Linked DNA regions of Homo sapiens: all the other regions are linked to region 1. The links are chromatin contacts, found by Hi-C or POLR2A ChIA-PET in ENCODE. All regions are on one chromosome and are shown on one strand. The core of a region is the stretch at or near the end of the contact, and the rest is flanking DNA. Distances in the headings are between cores, read along the strand shown.

Region 1 (7,108 bases), core at 3,360-5,859:
CAAAATTACATCAACCTTATGAAGTAGAATTAAGTCAGGCACTGTTCTAAGAACGTCAAAAAAAAAAATTAATCCACCACAACTCTGTGAGTGTGAGATAGGTATAACTATTATCCCCATTTTAGATGAAGAAACTTGAGACTCAGAGATGTGAAGTGACTCAGCTCTAAGTAGGGAAATTGGGATTTCAACCCAGACAGGGGCCGGGCATGGTGGCTCACACCTGTAATCCTAACACTTTGGGAGGCTGAGGCGGGAGGACACCTTGAGCCCAGGAGTTCAAGGCCAGCCTAGGCAATATAGTGAGACGCTGTCTCTACAAATAATAATTTTAAAAGATTAGCCAGGTGTGGTGGCACGTGCCTGTAGTCGCAGCTACTCGAGAGGCTGAGGTGGGAAGATCACTTGAGCCCAGGAGTTCTAGGCTGCAGTGAGTTATGATCACACCACTGCACTCCAGCCTGGGTGACAGAGCGAGACCCTGTCTCTAAAAAAAAAAAAAAGAAAGAAAGATAGAAAGAAAGAAAGAGAAAGAAAGATAAAAATAATAAAATAAGCCCAGGCAGGCTGGCTCCAGAGTACAACTGCTTAACCACTCTTAAGTACTACCTCGGCCACTGCAGGAAGTGATAGAGTGGGAGAATTCAGAATTCCAGCTTCACCAAGGGGAATGAGTGGACCCTGGGGAGGAATGAGGCCTGAGCTGCCCAGCCTAGCACTTTGGCTGTCCTGGAAATGAACTGGCTGAGCATGCCAGTGCCCGTGCTCAGGGTAGCTGATGCCTCGGATGGGGTTTCAACACCCTTGGGCTTTTAACTCCTTCCTTCTCCTCACCCTTCTGCCTGTGACAAGACAGAGAGAAGGACCAAGGAGCAGATATGCTGGAAGTCCTGCCTTGTGCCACCTCGAAGGGGCATATTCTACTCACCAGGGCATAAGGCGACCCAGGCAGGTCCAGGGGGATTTGCTGATGCAGAGGCCCACCAGGGGGTCTGTGATGGCATCCCAGGCTCGGCCCACAAACAGGATGATGGAGGCAGAGAAAGGGCCCACCTGGAATGAGGAGAAGCAAAAGACAACTTCCTCATCCTTCTACTCGCCTCAACTCTCACTGGTAGGCAGAAGCAGAGGCTCCCTCCCTATCTCAGCCAGGATCTTGTGACCCTGAGCTGCTCCCACATGGACCTTACACATCTTCACTTGCCTTGTTAATAATGACAATAGCATTTCTCCAATAACAGTAGCACTGGGTGCCTCCTTAGAAGCTTTCCCAGCTCTGTCTCCTTAATTGCTTCCCTCCACTGCCCTTGAAAACATTCCCATCAATTCAAATGAATCCACAAACATTTCCTTCCCTCCCTCTCTCAGCCCTGAGCTCCTGACCACCTGATATCAGAATGAGCATTCACGGGGTGAACACAGTGTGCTTCAGTGTTCCCATCTGTATAATGGGAGTTATGAGCTCTACCTTACAGGTTCAAGCTCTATCTTGGATGTGGAAAAAGGAGCCTATAGATGCTTTTTAAAAAGGGACTTGTCACTACCCACTCAAGTTATCCCCCTCCCCGCCCCAAAACCCCCCAGGCCCTAAATACAGACTCTCCAGACTCCTCCTTATCCATCAAAGCCCTGCTATTGCTATTTCTCTGGGGAGTGGGTATTCTTCCCCATACCATAGTCTCCCTAGTCTAACCCCCCAACCCCAGCTCTAACACCCACTACAACAGGTTTACACTTTGACTGCAGGTTCCTCATATTTACACCCCACCCAAGGCCCAGCCCATGGGAGTTACTCAAAAATTAGCTGCTGAAGTTTTTTGTTCCTTCTGGAGTTCAGTGTTCCCCCTCTGTAAATGGATACAACTAAGATGCGATGCTTGCCAAGTTAGATGCTACACAGAGAAGACAGCTGGTGCAGGAGCCCCGGTAGTCATGGCTATTCTGCCTCCCACTCTCCCATCCAGACAGGGTGAATTCTCAGGATGCCAGGCTTCTGGCCAAGGCTTCTCAATGCACAGAATAGTCCTGTTTCACCCTAAGTACCCCTCCCAGTCAAAGACCCTGTGTACTGGGGCATTCTAACTTAGCCTGGCACCTAAGTGCCCTTCTGCTCCTCAGGTAAAGGTGGGATGCATCTCATCCACAAGCCTGGCAACAGCCACCAACCCCTGAGTCAAGCCAGCTGACTATCTCCCAGCCAGGAACACAGTGTGCCAGTCTCTTCTAAGAACAGCATCCCCAGCAGGCCCCATTCTCCCTCATTCTACCGCCTACCCCTTCAGGCTCTGTTGCTCATGCCAGGCAAGGAGGAGTTGCCAGACCTTTCCAGCAAAGACTCCTGGAGTGGAGACACTCCTTTACTGGATACTTTCCAGGGTCTTCTCATTTCTTGCTCACTGACTCAGAGGCAGCAAAGTAGTGATTTGGGGTCCCATTTCACAGATGGGGAAAACTGAGCGAACTGACCCAGGGGTGCATAGTCTTTCCCACCTCAGGATGCTGAAGGAGCCCTCGAAGGCTTAGACCACTCACCTGAGCCACATCCAATAGGTAGATCTGAAGGAAGAAACCCAGGGCACAGCCCGTCACCTGGTAGGGGGCTCCCCCAAGTGCATAGCAAAGCTTGTTGCAAACAGACAACTGTTGTTTCTTCTTTTTCGGTTCTTTCTGGGAAGAGGAGGAAAAGATGAAAGGCCCAAGGTTCTGGCCTCCATCCAAGAAGGTTCCACAGGAAGGACCATCCCTCTGGCCAGCTCTACCAGAACAAACAACTCTGCTTTGACCTGTTCCTATCCAGGAGATCCCACCTTTTTTTTTTTTTTTTTTTTTTTTTTTTTTGAGACAGAGTCTTGCTCTGTTGCCCAGGCTGGAGTGCAGTGGTGCCATCTCGGCTCACTGCAAGCTCCGCCTCCTGGGTTCACGCCATTCTCCTGCCTCAGCCTCCCAAGTAGCTGGGACTACAGGCACCCACTACCACACCCAGCTAATTTTTTGTATTTTAAGTAGAGACGGGGTTTCACCATGTTAGCCAGCATGGTCTCGATCTCCGAGATCCCACTTTATACAAAAGAAAGGTGTTCTCCATTCTTAGGAACATGGAAAAGGGGAATCCATACTTGTGTGAAAGTAGCCCCTAAGCCACCTCCCTCCTGGAGATTCTAAGGAAACTTATCAGCCCACCATCCCTAAAGAACTCCTCCCAAGGCCTCAGGCACTGCTCCTTTCCAGGTTTCAGGGGGAGCATGCTCCAGCAGCCGACCTGTCCCCACCCGGCACCAGCTGCCACAACCTGAAAATCCGCTTGCTGCCAAGAGCTGCCTGAGCCCAGCCCAGGCTCCCACCCTGCCTCAGAGACAGGATCCACCTGCCTACTCCTGGTGAGAGCTCTAGAGAGCTACGGGGGCCCGGCCCAGCTGGCTGCAGGCGCAGCTGTTCCACCTATCCCAGAGCATCCCTGACCACTATAGGCAGCCAGAGCTTCAGGCGGACCCAGGAACTGTCCTACTCTCCAGCTTCCCGACCCATCGCCCTCCACCCCTGAGCTCCTAGAGGACCTTGGAGACGGGAGGAAAGGCCTCCAGGTTCAGGCCTGATCCCTCTCCGGGTGGGGCACTAGGGAGGTTGGGTTGCCCAGGGAAAGTAGATATTACTCATACATAGTAACAGCATAATTGCTCACCCAGCTCCTTCCAAAGATCAGTTAATAAAATTAAAAGGAAAAGGCAGTCACCTCCCACGAAGGTATCTATTGCCTGAGATCCTTTCCTAGGGGGCCGCCTCATTTTATTTGGTCCTTCAATAAGTCCCCAGGGCTGGGGATGTGGTCGATGGTCTCGATGCGCAAAGCACCGTTCCCGCGCGAACATCCACATTCAGACAAATGCCTGAGGGACGCGGCTCCTTTAAGAGCAGAGCTCTTGTTCTTATGAATGAACTTGAGCGGCCCTAACAGCAGAGTTGAGGCGCAAGAGTAGGTGGGTGGAGTGGGAGGTAGGGGATGAGAGATGGGGAACCAAGGGGAGTTTCCCAGATTTCTGGGGTCATCTCTGGGGTTTGGGGCGGCAAGCCCCAGCCGCTCAACACGGAAGAATGGAAACCGGCTAGGCAGAGCGGGGAATCACATGGGGCTGCCGGCAGAGCCTCTCCGCAGAGCGTGGAGTGCGGGTGAGCAAAGGGGGGCGAGGGCGCCCACAGCTTTTCTCCGTCACCCCCTGTCCCAGGGCACCCCCAGGTCCTCTCTGGCTCGTAGGCTTCCTGTCCCTGGCTATCCCAATGGTCCCCTGACCAGGCCGACCCCGGGACGCCCCTGATCCCCCATTTCCGCCTCCTCCCTCCCCTCGCCCTCCACGCGGGGTGCCGGGCCCTCACCTTCACCTGGGCCGGGCGTTCAGTGCTTTGGAGGATGCTGGTGGGTAGCAGCCCCGCCGCGGAGCCGCTCTCGGCGCCTTCTCCTTTGGCCATGACCCGCGGGCCACGCCGCTTGGGACCTGGTAGACGGGATGCTCCTCTGCCCCGCAGGCCGCTGCTCCTCCCAAGCTCGCTTCGTAGCAGCCTTAGCCACGGCCGCCGCGCGCTAGCCAAGCCGGCTGGCAGACGAGGAACGCACTCTGCTGCACGCCCCCTCCGCGCCTCTTATAGTTCTGCCCAGCCCTCTCGGTTGCGGCCAATCCCCGAGCCCCGCTGCCCCGCCTCCAGCCAATCCCGTCGCCCGCCTCCCTGCCCCCGCCTCGCCCGGCGGCTCTGTGCCACCGAGCCACGTTCTCCAAGCCCCGGAACCGGCATCTGCCTGCGCTGGCTCCTAGCAATCCGAGAAGCAGGCCGCGAGACCTCCCAGACACGCGCGAGGAAACCGAGGCCCCAGGCTGAAAGTGATCTGCCCGGGGTCCCCGATCTGCCCGAGGTCCCCGAGGTCCCCAAGGTCCGACTCTCCCCGAGTCGGGCCTACCACCCATGACTTCTGAGCCCCAGGCCTAGGAAAGGTAGGGGCTCTGAAGCCCACTTTAAAATCTGGAGTCAGGGCCTCTCTCCTTCTTCAAGCCTAGAGGACGTACGCTGACACTTTCCCTCCTGATGCCTCTCTCTCATCCCCGAAGACACACCATTCCCCCGTCCTGCCCTTGGCATCCGGGCAATGGGGAGAAAGATGAGGCAATCCAGTGGCTGCCCCTGCCAGAAGGGAGCTCCCAAGTCGTGGAGAGAAGCCGGGGCTACGCCCGCTAGTACACTATGACAACAGTGGCCTTTTTATGGATAGCTTCCTCCATGCTTAATATGATCTCTTTCGGCCCTCAAAAACCACCAAGTGAGGGTGGTACTATTATTATCCCCATTTTACAGCACAGGAAGGGGAAACTTGGAGAAGTGAAGCAACTGTTATGTAGCAGAGCCAGGCCTGAAAGGTTTTGTCCGATACCAAAGCAGTTGCTCTCAACAGCCCTGCTCTATCCCTCTTAGCATAAATTACAGACGGCAGAATGGGGTGTATGTGTCTCCCAACAAGAAGCCCTGGGAGATACATGGCTCCAGAGGCACTGAGGGTTGAAACAGGGAAAGTTTTGAAAAAGAGAATGCCCAGAAATGTGGTCCTCAAAAGAAGATGGGAGGGCATTAGTTTGGAACAGAAGGCAGGCACGGATGCCAGAAAAGAACAGTCTTTAGTTCCACCTCTGAGTCCCTTATGTCAATGTCACCCCGGTCTTTCCAGTTCTCTGATTAGTGAAGGGGCTGCTGGAACTCTCAAAGGCTACCCACCCGGTTCCTGTGCTCCTTAATGTCAGCCTCCTTCTTCCTTTCTTTAAATCTCTGATTGCAGGGAGGAGAGATAAGGTCTATCTGCCCCAGGATGGTCACACCATGCTCCCTCATACGCCAGCAGATCCCATCTGGGCACACAGCTCTTGGCCATTGCTGAGCAGAAGAGAGCCAAAGTGAGGCACTGAATACTGTGGAAAGGGAATGGCTGGCCCCATTACTCCAAGCTGTGTGACACTGTTCTGTCTCTTTTCCCCTCTCCAGGCTTGGTTAGCTAAGCTCCCTTGCAGCCCCCAAATCTTCTCTCCCACAGTCACACCATACCACAAGTGATCTGTATCCCCCGGTTGACAATGAGCTCCTCAGGTAGGAACCGCATCTTTTTCACTTCTGTGTCCCCACCAACTAGCTTAGGGCCTGAATTATTGTGTTCAGTGAATGAATGTTCAGTCTTCCCCTGCTAAGGTACAAGCACACAGAAACCCATTAGGAAAAGCCCTAAGTGTCTCCATTTACTAGCTGTGCGGCTGACTCTGAACAACTCAGTTAACCTCCCTGTGTAAAATGGTGATATTAATAGTAGCTACTGGCCAGGCACCCTGGCTCACGCCTGTAATCCCAGCACTTTGGGAGGCTGAGGTGGGTGGATCACGAAGTCAGGAGTTCCGGACCAGCCTGGCCAATATGGTGAAACCCTGTCTCAACTAAAAATACAAAAATAAGCCGGGTGTGGTGGGGCACACCTGTAGTCCCAGGTACTCAGGAGGCTGAGGCAGAAGAATCGCTTGAACCCAGGAGGCGGAGGTTGCAGTGAGCCGAGATCGTGCCACTGCACTCCAGCCTGGGTGACAGACAAAGACTCTTGTCTCAAAAAAAAAAAAAAATTAATAGTAGCTACCTAATAGATTTGTTTTGGGGATGAAACAAGAAAATGCACAGGAAGCATTTAGCACAAGTGCCTGGGAGCTGAAGCTGGGCTGGTCCCCCTCCTGGCCTGATTCCAGTCTGTCAGTGTAGCAACGCAAGATTCCAGATATGGCCTGACCAAGCCAGCACAATAGGCCTATTATTTTTTCCAGTCTGGATGCGACACATTGTTAATGCAGCCTAAGACTGCTGGGCTTCAGAGCCTTTCTCTCCCATGATTAGTTCCCATCAGGTTGTGGTCAACTAAATCATTCAGATCCTTTTCACCGGAGTTGGGGTCAAGTCAGGTCTCTCCCCGATCCTCTGCTTTCTGTAATGTCTTGAGGCTCACAACAGAACAATGTCATCTTGCTTATTCCAGCCTGTCGAAATTGTTGTGGATGCTGGTTCTATGGCTCACTGTTTTCTCTCACTCTAAATTTAGATCTGG
Region 2 (7,104 bases), core at 1,734-4,233, 360 kb after region 1:
TCAGAGGTTCAAGAGCAGCCTCGCCAATGTGGCCAAACCCCGTCTCTACTAAAAATACAAAAATTAGCCAGGCGTGGTGGCGGGCACCTGTAATCTCAGCTACTTGGGAGGCTGAGGCAGGAGAATCGCTTGAACCAGAGAGACAGAGGTTGCAGTGAGCTGAGATCACGCCACTGCACTCCAGCCTGGGTGACAGAGACTCCGTCTCAAAAAAACACAAAATAAAGTAAAATAAATGAACCAGTTCTGTATGTAGAAATACAATGTGACAAAACGAGTTGCAGTAATATGTCTACAGACAAATATTTTTAAATTACAGTTTGTAAAATTATTAAAATGATATAACTTCTTGGCCTTTGGGCTAAGATCAGGTGTAAAAATTATCCAAATAAATAAAATCACTTCACACCCATTAAAATGGCCACTATCACAAGAACAGGAAATAAGAACTCTTAATGAAGATGCAGAGCAATTGGAACCCTTATGCCCTGGGTTCCAATTCTCTGAACATTGGGTTGGTGGGAATGGGAAATGGTGCAGCCACTATGGAAAACGGTATGGAGGTTCCTCAAAAAATTAAAAATAGAATGACCATATGATCCAGCAAATATCATTTCTTAGTTTTTGTCCGAAATAAAGCAGGATCTCAAAGAGATAGTTGCACACCCACATTCATTACAACATTATTCACAATAGCCAAGAGGTAGAAGCAACCCAAAAATGGCCATTGATGATGCAACAATAAAGAAAATGTGGTTTATTCACATAGGGGAATATTATACGACCTTGAAAAAGAAAGGAAATCCAGTCACATGCTGCAACATGGATGAACCTCAAGAACATTATGCTAAGTGAAATAAGCCAGTCACAAAAGGACAAACACTGTATGATTACACTCATGTGAAGAATCTAAAGCAGTCAAAATTACAGAAGCAGAAAGTGGAAAGGTGGTTGCTGAGGGTGGAGGTGGGGGAGGGAGAATTCATGTTTAGTAGATACACAGTTTCAGTTTTGCAGCGAGAAAAAGTCCTAGATGTCTGTTTCACAAGCCTTTAAATACACTTAAGGCTACTGAACCTGCCCTTAAAATGGGTCAGAGGGTAAACAATGTTACGTGTTTTTTTTAAGTACATAGAAGTCATCATTTAAACCATTTTAAAGTACACAACTCAGTGGTTTTTAGTATATGCAGATGTTTTGCAACCACCACCACTGCCTAATTCTGGAACATTTTTATCACCCAAAAAGGAGCCCAGCACCCATTAATCAGCCACTTGTGTTCTCCTCTTCCCCCTTGGCAACCACTAATCTGCTTTCTGTCTCTGGATTTGCCTATTCTGTGTAAATGTAGTCATGTAATAGGTAGCCTTTTGCATCTGGCTTCTGTCACTTAAGATGTCTTCAAGGTTGATCTGGCGGGGCACGGTGGCTCACGCCTGTAATCCCAGCACTTTGGGAGGCCGAGGTGGGTGGATCACCTGAGGTCAGGAGTTCGAGACCAGCCTGGCCAACATAGTGGAACCCTGTCTCTACTAAAAATACAAAAAATTAGCTGGACGTAGTGGCAGGTGCCTGTAATCCTAGCTACTCGGGAGACTGAGACAGGAGAATCGCTTGAACCCAGGAATTGCTTGAACCCAGGAGACGGAGTTTGCAGTGAGCCGAGATCATGCCATTGCACTCCAGCCTGGGCAACAAGAGCAAAACTCTGTCTCAAAAAAAAAAAAAAGAAAGAAAGAAATAAGCCAGTCACAAAAGGACAAATACTGTATGATTACACTCATGTGAAGAATCTAAAGCAGTCAAAATTATAGAAGCAGAAAGTGGAAAGGTGATTGCTGAGTGTGGAGGTGGGGGAGGGAGAATTCATGTTTAGTAGATACACAGTTTCAGTTTTGCAGCCAGAAAAAGTCCTAGATGTCTGTTTCACAAGCCTTTAAATACACTTAAGGCTACTGAACCTGCACTTAAAATGGGTCAGAGGGTAAACAATGTTATGTGTTTTTTCAAGTACATAGAAGTCATCATTTTAACCATTTTAAAGTATATAATTCAGTGTTTTTTCTGTTGTTTAGAAGCAACCCAAAAATGGTCATTGATGATGCAACAATAAAGAAAATGTGGTTTATTCACATAGGAGAATATTATACGACCTTGAAAAAGAAAGGAAAACCATCTTAGTGGTGGTTGCAGATGTTTTGCAACCACCACCACTGCCTAATTCTAGAACATTTTTATCACCCCAAAAAGGAGTCCCACACCCGTTAATCAGCCACTTGTATTCTGCTCTTCCCCGTTGGCAACCACTAATCTGCTTCTGTCTCTGTGGATTTGCCTATTCTGTATAAATGTAGTCATATAATACGTAGCCTTTTGCATCTAGCTTCTGTCACTTAAAATGTGTTCAAGGTTGATCACACAGGGTGTGGTGGCTCACGCCTGTAATCCCAGCACTTTGGGAGGCCTAAGCAGGCAGATTGCTTGAGCCCAGGAGTTCGAGACCTGCCTGGGTGACATGGCAAAACCTCATCTCTACAAAAAATACAAAAATTAGCCAGGTGTGGTGGTGCGTGCCTGTAGTCCCAGCTACTTGCGAGGCTAAGGTGGGAGGATGGCTTGAGCCCAGGAGGTAGAGGTGGTAGTGAGCAGAGATCGCACCACTGCACTGCAGCCTGGGTGACAGACCCAGAGCCTGTCTCAAAAAAAAAAAAAAAAAAAAAAAAGGGCCGATCCATGTTAGCATGGATTGGCACTTGATTTATTTTTATTGCTTAATAATATTTCATTATATGGATAGGCCACATTTTGTTTATCCATTTATCAGTTGATGGACGTTTGGATTGTTTCCATTTTTTTTTTTTTTTGGCTGTGAGGAATAATGCTTCCATTAACACACATTCTGTTTTGCTCATCGAAATAGATTGGAAGGAAACACATCAGATTAGTAGTAACAACTGCTCCTGGGATTGAAAGGAGGGGAGGAATTGGACTGGGCAGAGGAACAAAGGGAACTTCAGCTCTGTCTATGATGCTCTATTTGTTTTATATAAAAAAAAATCTGAAGCAAAAATGTTAACAGTTGCTTATTCTGAGTGGTAAGCACATGGGCGTTAGTTAAGTTCACCTCTGAGCTTTCTATATTTTAAATGTTTAAACTAAAACAATGCATACTCTGGACCTATGCCTTCCTATAGCATAAGGGGGTTGTGGGGTCCAGGATAAGCAAACATTGAAGTGTGGGGAGAGGCCAGGAGGAAGAGGCCAAGCCATGGCTAGGGGGCGCAGGCTTGAGGCCCTTTGAGACCCAAGGCAGAAACTCTGACCCCACCCGCATGGCTCTTCTGGGACCCTTCCCCTGCCCAGGAAGAGGTCCTAGATCTAATCTCCATGACTCCTCAAAGAAAAGCCAGCACAAGGTCCAAGCTGGGAGAGACTGTCCTGACCCCATGTCTCCTGCCTTCTCTGCGTGCTCTGAAAGGGGTCATCCACCCCAGTGTCCTTACTTTCCACCTTCCTCAATCTTCTGCTCAGGATCAGCTACATCATTTGTGAGGCCAGGTGCAAAATGACAGCGTGGAGCCCCTTGTTCGAAGGCTGATGCCGAGGCAATTCCTAACTCCACAGGGGCAGCCACAATCTGAGTGGTGTCAACATGCCAGGGACTGAGGCAGGAGCCACCAGGGTGAGTAACTGGGTGCATGCATCTGTTCGCACATGCTGCATTCAGATGAGTGCTTAGCACGTGCCTGGCCCGGCTGGGCCCTGAGCATAGAGGGTGAGCAAGACACAGTCCAGCTTTGAGAAGCTTACATTCTAGAGGGGGCATAGATGTAATCACAGACACACAAGAGATCATCACAAATGGCAGTAAGTGCTATGAAGAAAAAGTAGAAGGACCATGAGATAACGACGGCAGGGTCCCCTGATCACGAGACTCCCAGGGAGGGACACTGGAGCCACGATCTGAGGGCCATTATTTTAGCAAAAGATGGGAATATAGTGCAAGGGTGAGATTGGGAAGAGCATTCCAGAACGTTCCTGGCAGATGAGCATGTGACATCTTCAAGGACCTGCAAGACCAGTGTAGCTAGAGCCAGGGAGGGAGGGACAGACAGCCCCCGATGAAACTGAAGAGAGGTCTAATTTCCTGAGCCTTGTTCTAGTACCATCGATGGTGGCTCCTCTTGTACTATCATTTCTTTAATATTTTTCTTTAAATTGGCTCCCTTTATATCCTCCTAAGCAAGAATATTCATGAAATTAAAGAATGACATAACACTTCTATTTTTCTAATTCACAGGTGAAATTTTAAAATGTCCTTCCACATCCACCTAAAATTGTCCACCTTATCACCTCAGTTTGGAAAAGACTTTTGCCAGCTCCTTTCTTAAGAGCCTTGGGAAGCCTCTAGCAGGATTTCAGCTGGGTGAGAGGCTGGCGACATGGTCTCACTTACATTTCTGAAAAAGGACTCTGTCTACCATGTGTAGAGTGGATTACAGGGGAGACGGAGAAGGAGGCTGTTGCAGGCATCCGGGAGGAACCACTGGGGGATCAGATTTGGGTGTTCAGGAGGAGAAGGGAGCTGGGCTTTCCCACCAGTGCCCACACAAGCCCTGCCCTCCAAAACCAAAATCTTCTTTCTTTTGTGTCCTTGTGCTGACTCAAGGCCAGTTCAGTGGGTTCTCCTGTGATCCTCCTGTGATCCTCCTGTCTCAGTGTCAGCTCCAGGATTCAGGACGGTGTGTCCAGTGCCCCTGTGAGAGCCCAGATCCCTGGGCCAGTCAGGCTGACCACAGTCGGGACTTTGGGTCACACCCAGTCAGGCCCTGTGGTCTCCAGTGCAGCAACAACAGCATCCACAGACAGGCCACTCTGTGCATGTTTCAGGAACTGAGTTATATGATTTCTTTCTTTCTCTCTCTCTCTTTCTCTTTCTTTCTTTCTTTTGATATAGCCTGGCTCTGTCACCCAGACTGGGGTGCAGTGGTGTGAACACAGTTCACTGCAGCCTCAAACTCCTGGGCTCAAATGATCCTCCCACCTCAGCCTCCCGAGTAGGTAGGACTGCAGGTGTGTGCCACCACACCTGGCGAATTTTTTTTTTTTTTTTTTTTTTTAGAGATAGGGTCTTACTATGTTGTCCAGGCTAGTGAATTCCTGGGTTCATGTGATCCTCCCAGCTCAGAAGTTATATGATGTCTATCACTCTATCACCTACGTATTGATGACCCCTAAGTCTACATGGCCCAAAGTCCACACCCTTAACCACTGGGCCATACTGCTTTTTTTCCCTCATGACCTATCCCTCATAGCCTTCCTCACTCCCAAGCTTTCTACCTTCAGGAAGACTTGACTCCCTCTGACATTGCTTCCCTAAGGGCTTCTGTCAGCTCTCCCAGCCTCCTCTGGGAAGGGCCCTTCCCCATTGCTGCTTCTAAACCATTGCTCCTCCATCTCCTGCAAAACAACAAAATCTCTCCGCTTTTAAGACTGCTGCAAAACTGCCCTGTACTCCTCCAGTTCACAAGGTATATGATGAAGGAGTTGGGGAAGGGGGATGCGCCAATGTGCCCACCATGAGCTAGATACCAGGGTGCAATGGTGACCAAGAGTGACACAACCTGGCACCCCCCATGCAGTGGGGAAAGGAAGCAATTCCAGGACGTCCACCCAAAGAAGGGAAGGAAGGCTTTCTAGAGCAGGCGATTTCTGAGCTGAAGATTTCAAAAAGACTGGAGCAATGCTGGAAGGTGGTAAGCACAGTCATGGATTGGAGAAGGAGGGAGAGGAAAGCAGAGACAAGGAAAAGACAGTTTTGGAAGCCTTTGTTAAGACATTTAAAGTTTACTCTGGGCCTGGCATGATGGCTCATGCCTGCGATCCTAGCACTTTGGGAGGCCAAGACGGGTGGATCACCTGAGGTCAGGAGTTCAAGACCAGCCTGACTAACATGGCGAAACCTCATCTCTAATAAAAATACAAAAATTACCCTGGCGTGGTGGTGGGCGCCTGTAATCCCAGCTACTCAGGAGCCTGAGGCAGGAGAATCACTTGAACTCGGGGGGCGGGGGCAGAGGTTGCAGTGAGCCAAGATCACGCCACTTCACTCCAGCCTGGGTGAAAGAATGAAACTCCATCTCAAGGAAAAAAAAAAACAAAGTTTACTCTGAAGGCAATGGAGAGTTACTGAAGCAATTGAGCAGGACTGGATTTAGATTTGTTTATTTATGCATACATACATATGTATATAAACATACATACACACGCACACACACGCACACATACTTATTTAGAGACAAGGTCTCACTGTGTTGCCCAGACTGGAGTGCAGTGGTGTGCTCATAGCTCACTACGGCTTCTAATTCCTGGGCTCATGCAGTCCTCTCACTGGGACTATAGGCAGGCACCATCATGCTCAGATAATTTTGTGTGTGTGTGTGTGTGTGTGTGTGTGTGGAGGCAGGGGTCTTGCTGTGTTGCCCAGGCTGGTCTCAAACTCCTGGCTGCAAATGATCCTCCTGCCTTGGCCTCCTAAAGTGTCTGGATTACAGGTGTGAGTCACTTTGCCCAGCCTGGATTTGCATTTTAGAAAGATGCTGGCTGGGCGCGGTGGCTCACGCCTGTAATTCCAGCACTTTGGGAGGCTGAGGCAGGCAGATCACCTGAGGTCAGGAGTTTGAGACCACCCTGACCAACATGGAGAAACCCTGTCTCTACTCAAAATACAAAATTAGCCAGGCGTGGTGGTGCATGCCTGTAATCCCAGCTACTCGGGAGGCTGAGGCAGGAGAATCGCTTGAACCCAGGAGGCAGAGGTTGCAGTGAGCCGAGATCAGGCCATTGCACTCCAGCCTGGGCAACAAGAGCAAAACTCCATCTCAAAAAAAAAAAAAGGGAAAGAAAAGAAAAGAAAGAAAAACAAAAAGAAAGAAAGATGCCTCTGGCTGCTGTGGGAGAATGGAAGGGGGTGGGAAGAGACCCAGGCTGAGAGACTGTTTGGAGTGGAAGGGAGAATTAGGATAGGCCTAGGGATCCCATGAGGTATGAGCAGGATGTGGCTGGATGGGGGAGTAGAGTGAAAAGAGAAACAGGTTTATGCCC
Region 3 (7,575 bases), core at 2,588-5,087, 280 kb before region 1:
AAGAATTCTAGCCTCTATACATTCCCGCTTACATAACAAACAGAAAAACTTGTACTGAAGCCACCTCTGATATCTTTCAGAAGAGCCAATAGGTTTTTTGTCTCTTTTCTCCTTATGCTGATCTGTCAAATCTCTTCTTCTATATTGTTTATCTTCTTTACCCTCATCATAGTCACTGAGAAATGACTCTAAAACATCTGTGTCATTAATGGACATTTCATAGCCACTTAAATCATCATCAGAATCTGAGGCTTCTTGTCCTAAAAGTTGGTGGCAGTGTCGTTTTAAAGTTTTCCAGTCCCAAAACTCAGGATCAAAAGGCCAGTGGGCTTTTAAAGCTAGTAAGAGCTCACATCGAAGAGAATTTGGAACCGGTGCATTTTCTTCATCAAATTTTTGATCTGGTTGCAAATATAGTTCTTCTAACATATTAAATCCATCCAAACTGGGTTCAATTAAGAATTCTGTAAGCTGACAGGCTCGTCTAACTTCTAAATCTTCTGGTAAAAGACAGGCAATTGTTTTACAAACTGATGCCTTCATTTCCTCATCTTCACTTGATCTGAGTTGAAGAGCTCTGACACACAGTAAAATTGACACCCCAAGACCAGCATCTTGTGCCTGTAAGTAAAAGAGGATAAAAAAATTATTTTTTTGCATACAGAAAGATTATATAACTTTCACTGATAAGGAATTTTAGCTTGTAAAAACTTTTAGAGTTCCTAAATTTTATCTTAAATCTTTCTTCATGAAAGTTACATTTAGATATTTCTTGTCTCAACATGCAAAGAACTAAATTAGATGCTACAACTACGAACAATGTACATTTACTAGGCACTGTGTATTAAAGCAGTTCCTTACTTCCAAGGAATTTATCTGTACCCCGAATGCATAAACAATAAATGCATGTGAATCCAAAGAAATTCAGGATAAAAAAGGTCACTGGAGGATTCAAAATAGAATGATGTTGAGTAGAGGGGCAGGGTTTAAAATGGCAGCAACAGGAAACACAGGTATAGATGTGAGTCTAAGATTAAATTCAATTTAAGAAATTCTCTTTGGCTGGGCACGGTGGCTCACGCCTGTAATCCCAGCACTTTGGGAGGCCGAGGCAGGTGTATCACCTGAGTTTGAGACCAGCCTGACCAACACGGAGAAACCCCGTCTCTACTAAAAATACAAAATTAGCCAGGTGTGGTGGTGCATGCCTGTAATCCCAGCTACTCGGAGGCTGAGGCAGCAGAATCGCTTGAACCCAGGAGGTGGAGGTTGCAGTTTAGCCAAGATCACACCATTGCACTCCAGCCTGGGCAACAAGAGCAAAACTCCGTCTCAAAAAAAAAAAAAAAAAAAAAAATTCTCTCTATCATGAACACTTGGATTTTTCAAAACTTCAAAGATAAAATAAATGATCCTTTCCATTTCCTCCTGAAAGAATCTGGTAATTTATAGTCACCGTCACAGGTGTACTGAATCTCAGCTTTCCAGGGAAAAAACAGAAATCAGAAATCTTGCTATGGCAGCAGGTTCTCAGAAACTAGTTTAAAATTAGGAAGACCTGGTCATATGTGATAAAAGCTTGGTACATACAAGATAACTCTTTTTATCTGAGAGGCTGAAATAAAATACAAAAATGACATGAGCAAAGAAAAGCAAGATATGTCAGAGTGGCTTAAAACGCACTGCTATGAGCAGAGACTTTAGAATCAGACTTTGACTGCCTTTGAACCCCAGCTTCACAACAAGTGACAAGTTCTCAACCTCTAAACTTCAGTTTCCTTATTGGTAAAATGATAACAGTAATGTTAATAACAGATTTTCCTCCTAAGGTTATAAAGATGAAATAATAACGCTGGCACATTGTAACTATTTAACAGAATACAATGTAAAATAATGGAGTAAATTCCACTGTTTAAATCAGTAAACAATTTGCCAGGCATTTAATTCTGTGTTGGGCATCATTCATTCTAAATGCTGGGAACACAAAGAAATCACTGTCATTGATTTACAGAACCCCTACTACAGCCTAGGCACTTATTTGAAATAAACTTTTTTGCACGTATTATCCTCATTTTATAGACAAAAAACCCCCAACACTCAGAACGTTAAGTTGCCCAATGTCACTAACTAGTGAGCAGAGGAGCAAGGACTTAAAAGCATTTAGGCCGGGCACAGTGGCTCACACCTGTAATCCCAGCACTTTGGGAGGCCGAGGCAGGCACATCACTTGAGGCATGGAGTTTAAGACCAGCAGGGCCAACATGGCAAAACCCCATTTCTAATAAAAATACAAAAAATTAGCCAGGCATGGTGATGCAGGCCCAAAGCCCCAGCTACTTGGGAGGCTGAGGCATCAGAATCCCTTGAACCTGGGAAGCGGAGGTTGCAGTGAGCTGAGATCACGCCACTGCATGCCAGCCTGGGCAACAGAGTGAGACTCCGTCTCAAAAAAAAGAAGATATTTGGCCTGAAGAGTAGAAGAGATGTGGACTGGTAGGTGAAAAGGGAGTGAGTGAGTGTAGAATCCCTTGCAAACTGAGACTCCAACTTTTTTTTCTTTAAAACTAGTCAAGTGTAATAGTGAGAAGGGGGAAAGAGTAGAACAGAGTTCAGTCTGTAACTGACTGTGAACAATCAATTGAGATAACTCCCTACCTTTCAGACGAGCTGAGACTCTAGCTTTTTTGAAAGAGAGGCATTACCTAGCCTGTATCAGCTAGGATCTGGTTCTGTTGTGAGTGGCAGACTTCCCACAACAGTAGTGGCCTAAAGAATATAGAAGTTTCTCCCTCTCATTTGGAATGTAGTCCAAGTAAAACAGGCCATGTTGCTTTAGTGGCTCCACAGGACTAGACCATGGGTCTCTTGACTTATTAGGATGATGTGATAGAAGTTTATCATTTGTAAGTAAGAGCAGAGAGGACTTGGGGAAAGTCAGCTAAATTTTAAAATAATTCAGTTTCTCAACAAGTTACTAACTCCTTTTGGAAGACTGTGAGGTGGACAGCAAAGAATGGCCATTCTTTCTTAAACAGCCTAATCTGGCTGGGATGGTAACATTTGAAAAATCACTAACAACATTTTTCAAAGAAAAGTAACCAGAAATACTATTATATATTCTGAACAGATATGCCAAAAAGTTACTGAAAGGAGTAGTGAATAAATGTGAATCAGGATATGCAATGTGGAGCTGAATTTTGAAGAAATTGGTGGGTCTTAAACTAGGAAGGTGAGGGATCAAGAGTGACTTGGCATACTGTTGCAAGCGCACATAGGATATAGCCAAGTCATTCAATCTTTGCTTTTTTTTTTTTTTTTGAGACAGAGTCTCACTCTGTCGCCCAGGCTGGAGTGCAATGGTGTGATCTCGGCTCACTGCCACCTCTGCCTCCCAAGTTCAAGCAGGTGGGGCAGCTTACACCTATAATCCCAGCACTTTGGAAGGCTGAGGTGGGAGAATTGCTTGAGGCCAGGAGTTCAGAACCAGTCTGGGCAACAAAGCAAGACCCTGTATCTACCACTGCTCCCCGCCAAAAAAGAAAAAGCCAGGTATAGTGGCACACGCCTGCAATCTCAGCTACTCTGGAGGCTGAGACGGGAGGATTGCTTGAGCCAAGGAGTTTGAAGCTGTAATGAGCTATGATCGCACCACTGCACTACAGCCTGGGTGACAGAGCGAGACCTGTCTCAACCAAAAACTGAAAACTAAAGTCAGAGATGGAGGATGTCAGGTTTCAAGCACCAACTTGTTGCACCCTTGCTGCTTGAAAACAGAGGTAAAGACTGAGTGTAGCTTCTAGCACCTGAGAACAGACCCTGATTGGCAGCCAGCCAGAAAACAGAAACCTTAGTCCTACAACCACAGGAACTGAAACCTGTCGATAAGAATAAGCTTTGAAGTGGATTTTCCACAGAGCCTCTGATAGAACTTAGCCTGGCAAACTACATTTTAGCCAATATGATAATCTTAGAAGAGAATCCTGCCACATTGTGCTGGATTTCTGATTTACAAAACTGAACTGATAAAAACGGACATTGTTTTAAGTATTAATTTTTGTGATGTTATTCAACAATAGAAAATTAGTACCTTTATTAAAGATTTAAACAAAACAAAATGTTCTAATGGCCAATTATAAAGTAATTGTTTAAACAGGCAAGTTCTATAGTTACCTTGAAATGTTCTTTTTTTTTTTTTTAAAAAAAAAAAGACCAAGTCTCACTCTGTCACCTAGGCTGGAGTGCAGCAGTGCAATCTTGGCTCACCACAACCTCCGCCTTCCCTGTTCAAGCGATTCTCCTGCCTCAGCCTCCAAAGTAGCTGGGATTACAGGCGCCCGCCACCATGCCCGGCTAATTTTTGTATTTTTAGTAGAGACGGGGTTTCACCAGGTTGGCCAGGCTGGTCTCGAACTCCTGAGCTCAAGTAATCCACCCGCCTTGGCCTCCCAAAGTGCTGGGATTACAGGCTTGAGCCACCGTGCCTGGCCTCTTAAAATGTTCTTAACGTGACAGGAGACACAACTTCATTCACAGTAATTAGAAATAAATATCACCTAACTTGTTTGACCATCAATTTGTTTCTGATTAATTATAGGAAGTCAATCTGGAGAAACAGTCAGATGTGGTCAATTCCATTAATCTTATTAAAACTCATTATTTCTTATCTTCCTTTAAAGGGAATTTCCTGAGAAGTTATCTTCCCACTCATTTCTTTCCTCCAGCTACAGTTAGCAGAGAAGGCATAAAGTACTCACTTCAGTTTGTATAACTCTAATGAGGCAAAATAAATGCTGCTGCGTTTTAGCTATGACACCAAACTGACGACAGCGCTCCAAAAAAGTATCTAAAGAAGGGTCAATTCTTCTTTGCAGTTTACTCCAAAAAAGAGTCAGTTCCCTATAAAAAAAGAAGATCATGGTAAAACATTTAAAGTAACTGGTATTTGCTGCCCTGCCCCCGGCAACCCAATTTTTTGATCTGTAGAAAGCTGACAGTAGAGAAAACAAAAACTAGATTAAAAGCTGTCTATATTCACCACTGCTTTCTCCCAAACTGATAAAATTGTTAAGAATCCTCCGTAACAATTCCCTGACTTCTCTCTTGTGTTTAGGGGGAAAAATAAAAACAAAACACTACCTCCTTAACAGTGGCATTTAAAAAAAACTTATTTAGATCCCATGTTGTTCTAAAAGGTTTTATCCTTCACACTGGTGATTAATATACTGATTGAATTAAGCCCTGTCCTAATGGGCAGAAATAATCAGCCATCACTAAATTAACAACGAAATATATATACAACAAAGACACTCTAATGGTACACTTCTATACAGTGATCTTAAAGGGCCCTTTCCAGATCTAAAATGTCAGGATGCTACTTAGAGCCTGTAGTTTGGAATGGTTAAATACTTCCAGTGAAATAAGTAAAATGGCACTTTTTGGAAATGGCTAAAATACAGGAATCTCACAAAGATTCATTATGGAAACAAAAGGAAAGCTTGAAAATAATAAATTAAACAAAAACATTTAATGGGTAAAACACTCACGCAAAAAAGCATTAGAAACTCAACAATGCCAAGGATAGAAATGCTAATGAGAGAATGTAAAATGTGAATGCAAGGAAAGCTAATAGTGAAACTAAAAAGAATGTTATCACTTCTAATAGCAAAACTAAAAAGAGGCCGGGCATGGCGGGTGGCTCATGCCTGTAATCCTAGCATTTTGGGAGGTGAAGGGGGGCAGATCACTTGAGGTCAGGAGTTCGAAACCAGGCTGGCCAACATGGTGAAACCTCATCTCTACTACAAATATAAAACTTAGCTGAGTGTGGTGGTGGATGCCTGTAATCCCAGCTACTTGGGAGGCTGAGAACAGGAGAATCGCTTGAACCTGGGAGGTGGAGGTTGCAGTGAGCTGAGATAGCGCCACTGCACTCCAGCCTAGGCGACAGAGCAAGACTCCATCTCAAAAAAACAAAACAAACAAACAAAAAAAACACTAAACTAAAAAGAATGCTATCACTTAATACATGTGGCTCTTTTAAGTAAATCAATGGATACTGATTAAATAATTTTCATTTAAAAATCTGTACTTTTTCATAAGCCAATTTAAAAACACTGATATCCTATATTGCTATTAACACAGACTGTCTCCCAGAAAGTTGGCTACAAATCCAAAGCTTAAGAAATGAAAACATGTAATTTAAAGTAAATATATTTAACGGAATTTATTTTCTTATATTTCTAAAGAGGGAACTGGGGCTCTTGTAAGGTGATTTTCTTTTCTTCTTTTTTTTTTTTTTGAGACGGAGCTTTGCTCTTGTTGCCCAGGCTGGAGTGCAATGGCACCATCTTGGCTCACCGCAACCTCCACCTCCCAGGTTTAAGCAATGCTCCTGCCTCAGCCTCCCAAGTAGCTGGGATTACAGGCATGTGCCACCACGCCTGGATAATTTTGTATTTTTAGTAGAGATGGGGTTTCTCCATGTTGGTCAGGCTGGTCTCTAACTCCCAACCTCAGGTGATCTGCCTGCCTCGGCCTCCCAGAGTTCTGGGATTACAGGCATGAGCCACCGTGCCCGGCATAAGGTGAAATTTTTAAGTAGTTATAAAACTCGCTTCAAAGATTGAAATGAATATATGGTGTCTCAAAAGATAAATGACTGGCCGGGCGTGGTGTCTCATGGCTGTAATCACAGCACTTTGGGAGGCCAAGGCAGGTGGATCACAAGGTCAGGAGTTCGAGACCAGCCTGGCCAACATGGTGAAACCCCGTCTCTACTAAAAATACAAAAATTAGCTGGGTGTGGTGGTGCATGCCTGTAATCCTAGCTACTCAGGAGGCTGAGGCAGGAGAATTGCTTGAACCCGGGAGGTGGAGGTTGCGGTAAGCCGAGATTGCACCACTGCGCTCCAGCCTGGGTGACACAGCAAGACTCTGTCTCAAAAAAAAAAAAAAAAAAAAAAAAGATAAATGAATAAAGCTTAACAGGATGGCAAATTTGAGCTATAACCAATATAATTAATTTAAAATGCCTTTAAATATTTGCCTTTATTTGGCTAGTGCTACTTTCCTAACCACAAGAAGTGAAAATTGAGATAGGCCAGCTGTGAAAATAGCCACCAACCAGGCAAGCTGGGATAACTGTTCATTTTTAAACACACAATTGCTTTATTCAGATTTAAGCACGTTAAGTAATAAAAATTTTTGTAATCTGTCATATGTATGTGAAATCTGTCCTATTTGAACAGAACAAAAATTATCAAAGCCAGTAAATCCTGATTATAACGATAAATGAGTAAATGATGTCAACTATCTAAAATTTACTGCAGGGCTGGGCATGGTGGTTCATCCCTATAACCTCAGCAGAGGATTACTTGAGGCTAGGAGTTCAAGACCAGCCTGAGCAACGCAGTAAGACCCTAAAACCAACCAAACAAAAAAAGCTTAGCCACTCTTGGTGGCACACCTGTAGTCCCAATTACTGAGGAGGCAGAGGCAGCGGGGGGCGGGCAGGGTGGTCATTGAGCCCAGGATTTAAGGCTGCAGTAAGCTGTGATCTCACCAGTATACTCCAGC
Region 4 (7,713 bases), core at 2,813-5,312, 380 kb before region 1:
AGAAAGAAATGGGGAATATGTTAGGGGAAACTGGAGGAAAGAGGATCCTTGGTACATAGTGACAAAAAGCTTATCCAGTTCCTTGAAGTTATATGAAACACAGAATTTATAAACAATGAACTTGAGGCCGGGCAAGGTGGCTCATGCCTGTAATCCCAGCACTTTGGGAGGCTGAGGCGGGTGGATCACCTGAGGTCAGGAGCTCAAGACTAGCCTGGCCAACATGGAGAAACCCCATCTCTACTAAAAATACAAAATTAGCTAGGCGTGGTGGCAGGAACCTGTAGTTCCAGCTACTAGAGAGGCTAAGGCAGGAGAGTTGCTTGAACCCCAGAGGTGGAGGTTGCAGTGAGCCGAGATCGTGCCACTGCACTCCAACCTGGGTGACAGAGTGGGGCCCTGTCTCAAAAAGAAAACAACAACAACAAAAAAACAATGAAATTGGGTAGTTAGCTAAGGAGATTTCCAGGCAGTGTTGAAGGGTGTGGTCTGGTTTCTTCTTGCTGCTTACAGTAAAATGTGAGAGGAAACAGATAATTTGAGAGAAATGTTTAACAAAAAATGAAACAGAACTTGATGATTGGGGGAATTCTCAGCCTATTCAGATGCAAAAGACGTTAAAATGATGAAATTCACTGTCAGGAAAGTGTGCTTTAGAGAAAAAGCCAAGAACGTGGCTGGACAACCTTTTGCTAATACCTCAGAAAGATCAAAAGGTCAGAGTATCAGGCCTGTAATCCCAGCACTTTAGGAGGTTGAGAAGGGAGGATCGCTGGAGCCCAGGAGCTCAAGGTCAGCTTGAGGAAACATAGGGAGACCTCATTTCTACAGATAACAACAACAACAACAACAACAACAACAAAAATTAGCTGGGTAGGTGGTGCTTGCCTGTAGTCTCAGCTATTTGGGAGACTGAGGTGGGAGGATTGTTTGAGCCTGGAGAGTCAAGGCTGCAGTGAACTGTGGTTGCACCACTGAATTCCAGCCTGGGCAATAGAGCAAGACACTGTCAAAAAAAAAAAAAAGTTCAGAGTATTCTGTCACATAAGAGGTTTTTTGAAGAGATTAAGTGTGAGACTCATATATCCCCTCAGCTACCTCAACAGAAGACAGAAATAGAAACGGGCTTATCAAGCGAAGATCTGCAAAGGAGCATTTTGTCTAATGGAGTGACATACATGAGAGATCCACGGGGTTCTTGAGAATTTTATACCAGCAGAAACACTTGAGCTTGGACTGTACAGGATAGAGAGGGTATGAAATGAAAGAAGGCTATAAGATCCCCCAAATTCTACAGGCAGGAAACAAGTTGATAAAACCACCCAGCTGCAGCCATGTGCTGAACCTTTCATGAAAAAGGAAGAATGACTAAGAGGACAGAGCTGTGATCCCAGAGGGCAGAGCTTTGAGCTGCAAAGTATTATTTCCAGGCTTTGAAACCTAATGGAGTTTGTCTAACTTAATTTTGAAATTGCTTGGGACTAGTGACTCCTCTATTTCTTCCTTTCTCTCTTTTTACATGGGAATGTCTATTAGTGTTATCCTATGCTAGACCCAGTATCGTATTTTGGAAGCAGAAGCTTATTTTCTAGTTTCACACGTCCACAGGTGGAGAGAAACTTTGCCCCAGGATAGATTATGCTGAGTCTCATCCAAAACCTAATTTAGATAATATCCATGATAAATCTGAAACTCTTGAGCTAATGAGATTTAAATGAGACTTTGAACTTTGAGTTGATACTTTAATGGGCTGAGATTTTTAGGGACCTTGGAATAAGGTGAATGCATTTTGTTCGTGAGACAGGTATGAATACTGGGGCCAGAGAATGGTCTGTGGTAGGCAGAATAATGATCTACCAAAGATGCCTCCAGAACCTGTGAATCTGTTACATTACATGGCAAAAAGGGACTTTGAAGAATTGATTAAATTAAGGATTATGAGACAGGGAGATTATCCTACATTACCTAATAGGCCCAATATAATCACAAGGTCCTTAAAAGTGGAAAGGGGGCCGGGCGTGGTGGCTCATGCCTGTAGTCCCAGCACTTTGGGAGGCTGACGCAGGCAGATCACTTGAGGTCAGGAGTTCAAGACCAGCTTGGCCAACACGGTGAAACCCCGTCTCTACTAAAAATACAAAATTATCCAGACGTGGTGGCAAGCACCTGTAATCCCAGCTACTCAGGAGGCTGAGGCAGGGGAATCACTTGAACCTGGGAGGCGGAGGTTGCAGTGAGGCGAGATCACACCATTGTACTTCAGCCTGGGCAACAAGAGTGAAACTCCATCAAAAAAAAAAAAAAAAGTGGAAGGGGAAGACAGAAGAGAGAAGCACAGGGAGATTTTACTATAGTATGGTCAGTAAGATGTAACTTTGTTGGTTTTGAAGATGGAGGAAGGGGAAACCAAGAAATGTGGGAAGCCTCTAGAAGGTGGGAAAGGCTGGGCAATGAGTTATCTCCTTGAGCCTCCAGAAAGGAACACAGAGGAAAAACAATGGAGCAAAACTGGAAGCAAGGAGTTAAAATAAGAGGCAGTTGCAATACCCCCAAGCAAAAGAGGATGGTATGCTGAATAAGGTAGGTGCAGTGGGGATGGAGAGAGGTGGATGGATTAAACACCTATGAGGTATAGTCACTGGGACAAGGCGATAATATTTCTCGGGGAGGAGAGAGGGAAGTCTCTTCTCCAGGATGACATCCATAGTTTTGGCTTATGCAATAGGGCAGAGGGTGGGACCACTGGCTGTGTAGGCCACACAGGAAGAGGAACAGGTTTGTGGGCAAGAAGATAATTTCATTTGGGACATGTCAGTTTGGTGGTGCCTGTGGAACATCTGAGAAGCAGTTGGATAAGCAGGTCTGAGACTCAGGAAAACATATAGGCAGCAGTTAAAGTCAACCCGATGGATAAGATGGCCCAGGAAGAGTATAAAGAATAAGAAGATAGGACAGGACCTTGTAGAGTGCTAAGTAAGGGTGTGCAGAGAAAAGAAATCTGCAAGGGGCCTGAGAAAGAACAGCTGGAGAGGTAGGAGGAAAGCCAGGAGAGTGTAGTTCATGTAAGCGGACACTAAAGCTTATCAGTGTTGGACCAGCACTGGGAAGGAATCAGATGGAACAAGTGGGAGGTCAGATGAAACCAGGGTCAGGATTGGCAATTCTGAGGAGTTTGGAGTTGCTCTGTTCTAGCTGGAGAGAGAAGCACCTGTGGGAAGCTGATGGTTGGTATTTTCTGCCAGGCATAAGAGGGCAGCCAGAGGCCAGGTGAGCAAACCTGTTTAGCACTCTGGCTCAGCCCAGAATGGGCAGCTGTTTCCAGGAAGGGGTTCTAGGTCGTCTCACTGTGCTGTAATTAAGAGACTCAGCCCCTGCCCCAACTTGCTCCACGGGACTGACCAGCTGTGTTTGCTCTTCTCTAGCAGGGAAGGGGGATCATCTGTCACCTACTCTGTTTTCTGAACATTCATCCCACTCCCTGCCTTTCTTACAAAGTTCCTTCTGCCAATTAACCGGGTGTGGTGGCGGGCGCCTGTATTCCCAGCTACTTGGGAGGCTGAGGCAGAAGAATCGCTTGAAACCGGAAGGCAGAGGTTGCAGTGAGCAGACATTGCGACACTGCACTCCAGCCTGGGCGAAAGAGCGAAACTACATCTCAAACAAACAAAACGAAGTTCCCTTCTGCCGAAAACAAATATCCAAAGCGTTCTGGGCACTGTGCTAAGTACTTCATGGTCATCAAGAGACACTATTCTCCCCATCTCACAAATGAGGAAACTGAGGCTTAAAGAGATGAAATGACTTGCCCAAGGTCACAGTCAGTATGTGGTAGAACCAGGATCCAAGTCTAGCTGAATCCAAATTCTAAGTTCTAACTCCCCAGAAACCACGACTGCTCCCTCGCTGGGTTCCCACAGTGCTTTATCTGCCTCTATGCCCGTTTCATCTCGCTAGCAGCTCCTGGAGAAAGGGGCTTTTAATTCGTCTTGTCAAGCTGTCATCATGGTGTGCTGCCGCAGAGGACCACTAGGTGCCGCCAGAGCACCAGCCAGCCTGATTTACTGCTCACCTGGAGTCGGTCTAAAGGAGCAACTGGTGGGGAAGGGAGCTGGGCCTTTTCTTCCTGCCCTGCAGCCCACCTCTCCTTCCTATCGGAGGTGGGAAGAAACGACTGGAAGATTGGAAGGTTAGAAATTAGAGATTTGGCCGGGCGTCGTGGCTCACGCCGGTAATCCCAACACTTTGGGAGGCAGAGGCAGGTGGATCACATGAGGCCTGGAGTTCGAGATCAGCCTGGCCAACAGGGTGAAACCCCGTCTCTACTAAAAATACAAAAATTAGCCGGGCGTGGTGGTGCACATCTATAATCCCAGCTGCTCAGGAGGCTGAGGCAGGAGCTGAGGTTTGAACCCACGAGGCAGAGGTTGCACTGAGTCGAGATGGCGCCACTGCACCCCAGCCTGGGCAACAGTCAGAGCTGGTCTCAAAAAATAAATAAATAAATAAATAAATTTAGAGATCTGAGGAGTGTAAACTGGAGCAGCCCAGGGCTCAAGTCAAACAGAAGATCCTAAGAGTTCTCTAAGAAAGCTAGAACCAGCAAAATAAAATATTGCGGCAAACATCTCCAGGCTGGGTCTCAGCCCCACTCCTCTGTCCTCCCTTTTTGTGCAGATCCTAAAATGCACAACCCTATGCTGTGGCTGTAGTGGAAAGTGGGGAAAATGTATGTTACTGAGACCTATCCAGAGCTAGAAACTGTGGGAAAACAGGTGTGTGTCCTTGGGGAAATCACTTCACACCTCTAAGCTTCAGTCTTCTTGTAAATAAAATGAGGATAGGCCCAGCACAGTGGCTCACGCCTGTAATCCCAGCACTTTGGGAGGCCAAGGTGGGAGGATCGCTTGAGCCCAGGAGTTCAAGACCAGCCTGGACAACATAGTGAGACCTCTTCTCTATTAAAAATAAATAAATAAATAAAATGAGGATAATCAAGGGACCTACCTCGTTGAGCGGTTGTGAGGAGTTAAAGACAAAATGCATGTACCACACTGATACAATATCTGTCATATAGCAAGTGCTTAATAAATATTGTTATAAACACAATAATTATGATAATATAAATATTTAAATGATAAGCATTATTGTTGTATTTGTCAGGATTCTCCAGAGAAACAGAACCAATAGGATATATATAGATAACGTAAGAGGAAATTTATTACGGGCGTTGGCTCATGCGATTACAAAGGCCAAGAAGTCCAATGATAAACTGTCTGCAAGCTGAGAACCAGGAAAGCCGGTAGCGTAATTTAGTCCCCAGTGGAAGGCCTGAGAGTGGGGTTGGGGAGGGAAACCGGTTCAAGAACCAGGAGCTCCGATGTCCAAGGGGAGGAGAAAATAGATGTCCCAGCTCAAGGACAGAGAGAATTCACCCTTCCTCTGCCTTTTTATTCAAGCCCTCAATGGACTGGATGCTGCCCACTCACATAGATGAAGGTGGATCTTCTTTGCTCTCAGTCTACTGATTCAAACGTTAACTCTTCCAGAAACACCCTCAAAGGCACACCCAGAAATAATGTTCTACCAGCTAATATCCCTTAGTCCAGTCAAGATGACACGTAAAATCAGTACACAAAATTAACAGTCACTGCTGGGCGTGGTGGCTCACGCCTGTAATCCCAAAACTTTGGGAGGCTGAGGCGGGAGGATCACCTGAGTTCAGGAGTTCGAGACCAGCCTGGCCAACATGGTGAAACCCTGTCTCTATGAAAAATACAAAAAAATTAGCCAGGCATGGTGGCGGGTGCCTGTAATTCCAGCTACTCTGGAGGCTGTGGCAGGAGAATTGCTTGAACCCAGGAGGCAGAGGTTGCAGTGAGCCGAGATCACACCACTGCACTCCAGCCTGGGCAACAGAGTGAGACTCCATCTCAAAAAACATTATAAGCAAATCAAAGAAAATTGAGGACTACCAGATTATAATTTCTGACCCATTATCTTTCACCCAACTTGGTCTTGAACAACTAGTAGCTATTTCTCAAATCCAATCCACCTTCAAGGTTTAACAAACAAATAAAAATATGTTCACACACCTTCAAAATAATCTGATAGAAGTTCTGAAGATAGGCTGGGTGAGGTTCACACTTGTAATCCCAGCACTTTGGGAGGCCGAGGCAGGCAGATCACGAGGTCAGAGGATCCAGATCATCCTGGCTAACAGGATGAAACTCCATCACTACTAAAAATACAAAAAATTAGCTGGGCTTGGTGGCACACAGCTGTAGTCCCAGATACTCGGGAGGCTGAGGCAGGAGAATCGCTTGAACCCGGGAGGCAGAGGTTGCAGTGAGCCGAGATCGTGCCATTGCACTCCAGCCTGGGCAACAAAAGCAAGACACCGTCTCAAAAAAAAAAAATTAATGATCACCATTAATAATAAGTGGTAGTTCTCGGCCGGGCGCAGTGGCTCACGCTTCTAATCCCAACACTTTGGGAGGCCGAGGCGGGTGGATCACCTGAGATCAGGAGTTCAAGACCAGCCTGGCCAACATGGTGAAACCCCATCTCTACTAAAAATACAAAAATTATCCAGGCGTAGTGGTGCAGGCCTGTAGTCCCAGCTACTTGGGAAGCTAAGGCAGAGAATCGCTTGAACCCAGGAGACCGAGGTTGCAGTGAGCTGAGATCGTGCCATTGCCCTCCAGCCTGGGCAACAGAGTGAGATTTGGTTCCAAATAATGAAAATAATAATAATAATAATAATAATAATAATAATAATAATAAATGGTAGTTCTTAGCTGCTGCCTTCATGATGACATCATTTAATTATCTTCTCACACTACAGGCCTGACACATAACGTCCTCAACAAATATTTGTAGGATAAAAAAATAAAAATAGTTTTCACTCATGTTCTCTGTGTTAATCCAGCTTGTTGATCCTGGAGAGACTTTCTGGATGTGGTGTCTTTAAGGATCAACAGGAGTTTGCTGAGGATAATTGCACCTTCTATATTAAACAGAACAGTGCCTAGATAACAGAGAAAGTGTTCGGTAAATACTTTGGAAAGAAGAAAGGGAAAGAGGAAGAAAGGAAAGGGAAAAGAGAGAAAAGAAGGAAGAGGAAGAAGAGAGGAGTGAAAGAAAAGCTCAAGAAGGGCCTGATACACTGTCTCACGCCTGTAATCCTCACATTTTGGGAGGCCAAGGCAGGAGAATCACATGAACCCAGGAGTTCAAGACCAGCCTGAGAAACATAGTGGGGCCTTATCTCTTAAAAAAAAAAAAAAAAAAAAAAGACACAAAACAACAACAAAAACCTTAAGATTTTTTCCTTTAAAACTTAGCCTTCACTTGAAACTCATCAAGGAGGTTTTAAATTTGAGCTAAGGATCTCTGAGACAGGCTGCAAATAGGATCTCTAGCAAGACGTGGTTTTGTTTGTTTGTTTTTTGAGACGGAGTTTCGCTCTTGTTGCTCAGGCTGGAGTACAATGGCGCAATCTCATCTCACCGCAACCTCCCAGGTTCAAGCGATTCTCTGCCTCGGCCTCCTGAATAGCTAGGATTACAGGTGTGCACTATCACGCCCAGCTAATTTATGTAATTTTAGTAGAGACGGGGGTTTCACCATGTTGGCCAGGCTGGTCTTGAACTCCTGACCTCAGGTATCCACCCAACTCAGCCTTCCAAAGTGCTGGGATTACAGGCGTGAGCC

What was found. A loop is a pair of places that touch in the nucleus more often than their neighbours do. ChIA-PET counts read pairs that join two places held with the same protein, here RNA polymerase II (POLR2A). Pooled maps may share reads with other maps.
Region 2: a loop to region 1 is called in a pooled map, with 4 times the contacts of the local background. The contact joins the enhancer-like site here to the promoter of MFSD2A in region 1. A Hi-C loop is called at or near these places in 2 of 37 single-sample maps with no recorded cell type and 4 of 50 pooled maps. POLR2A ChIA-PET finds 5 or more read pairs at or near these places in 4 of 52 experiments (GM12878, T-cell, activated B cell and 1 more).
Region 3: a loop to region 1 is called in a pooled map, with 2.8 times the contacts of the local background. The contact joins the enhancer-like site here to the promoter of MFSD2A in region 1. A Hi-C loop is called at or near these places in 1 of 50 pooled maps. POLR2A ChIA-PET finds 5 or more read pairs at or near these places in 3 of 52 experiments (MCF 10A, activated T-cell and naive thymus-derived CD4-positive, alpha-beta T cell).
Region 4: a loop to region 1 is called in a pooled map, with 2.4 times the contacts of the local background. The contact joins the enhancer-like site here to the promoter of MFSD2A in region 1. A Hi-C loop is called at or near these places in 2 of 50 pooled maps. POLR2A ChIA-PET finds 5 or more read pairs at or near these places in 2 of 52 experiments (WTC11 and activated B cell).

What each region holds. Positions count from the first base shown.
Region 1 is chr1:39,952,646-39,959,753 of GRCh38, reverse strand. It overlaps MFSD2A (MFSD2 lysolipid transporter A, lysophospholipid), which reads right to left and starts at 4,609. Exons shown (of 14, transcript NM_032793.5): 1 at 4,369-4,609; 2 at 2,533-2,667; 3 at 929-1,053. The coding sequence starts at 4,461. RefSeq lists a silencer at 4,658-4,787.
Region 2 is chr1:39,592,967-39,600,070 of GRCh38, reverse strand. No RefSeq gene overlaps it. Among named protein-coding and RNA genes, the nearest start is that of PABPC4, 20 kb to the right of the region's middle. RefSeq lists silencers at 1,353-1,482, 2,233-2,322. Within about 2 kb of position 2,983, at least 2 of the 41 ENCODE cell types and tissues checked have a DNase peak (open chromatin) inside an H3K27ac peak, as active enhancers do; they include GM12878, where a contact is called at or near this core.
Region 3 is chr1:40,228,838-40,236,412 of GRCh38, reverse strand. RLF (RLF zinc finger) reads right to left here. Exons shown (of 8, transcript NM_012421.4): 7 at 4,755-4,896; 8 at 1-621. Among named protein-coding and RNA genes, the nearest start is that of TMCO2, 15 kb to the left of the region's middle. Within about 2 kb of position 3,837, at least 2 of the 41 ENCODE cell types and tissues checked have a DNase peak (open chromatin) inside an H3K27ac peak, as active enhancers do.
Region 4 is chr1:40,335,205-40,342,917 of GRCh38, reverse strand. No RefSeq gene overlaps it. Among named protein-coding and RNA genes, the nearest start is that of COL9A2, 22 kb to the right of the region's middle. Within about 2 kb of position 4,062, at least 6 of the 41 ENCODE cell types and tissues checked have a DNase peak (open chromatin) inside an H3K27ac peak, as active enhancers do.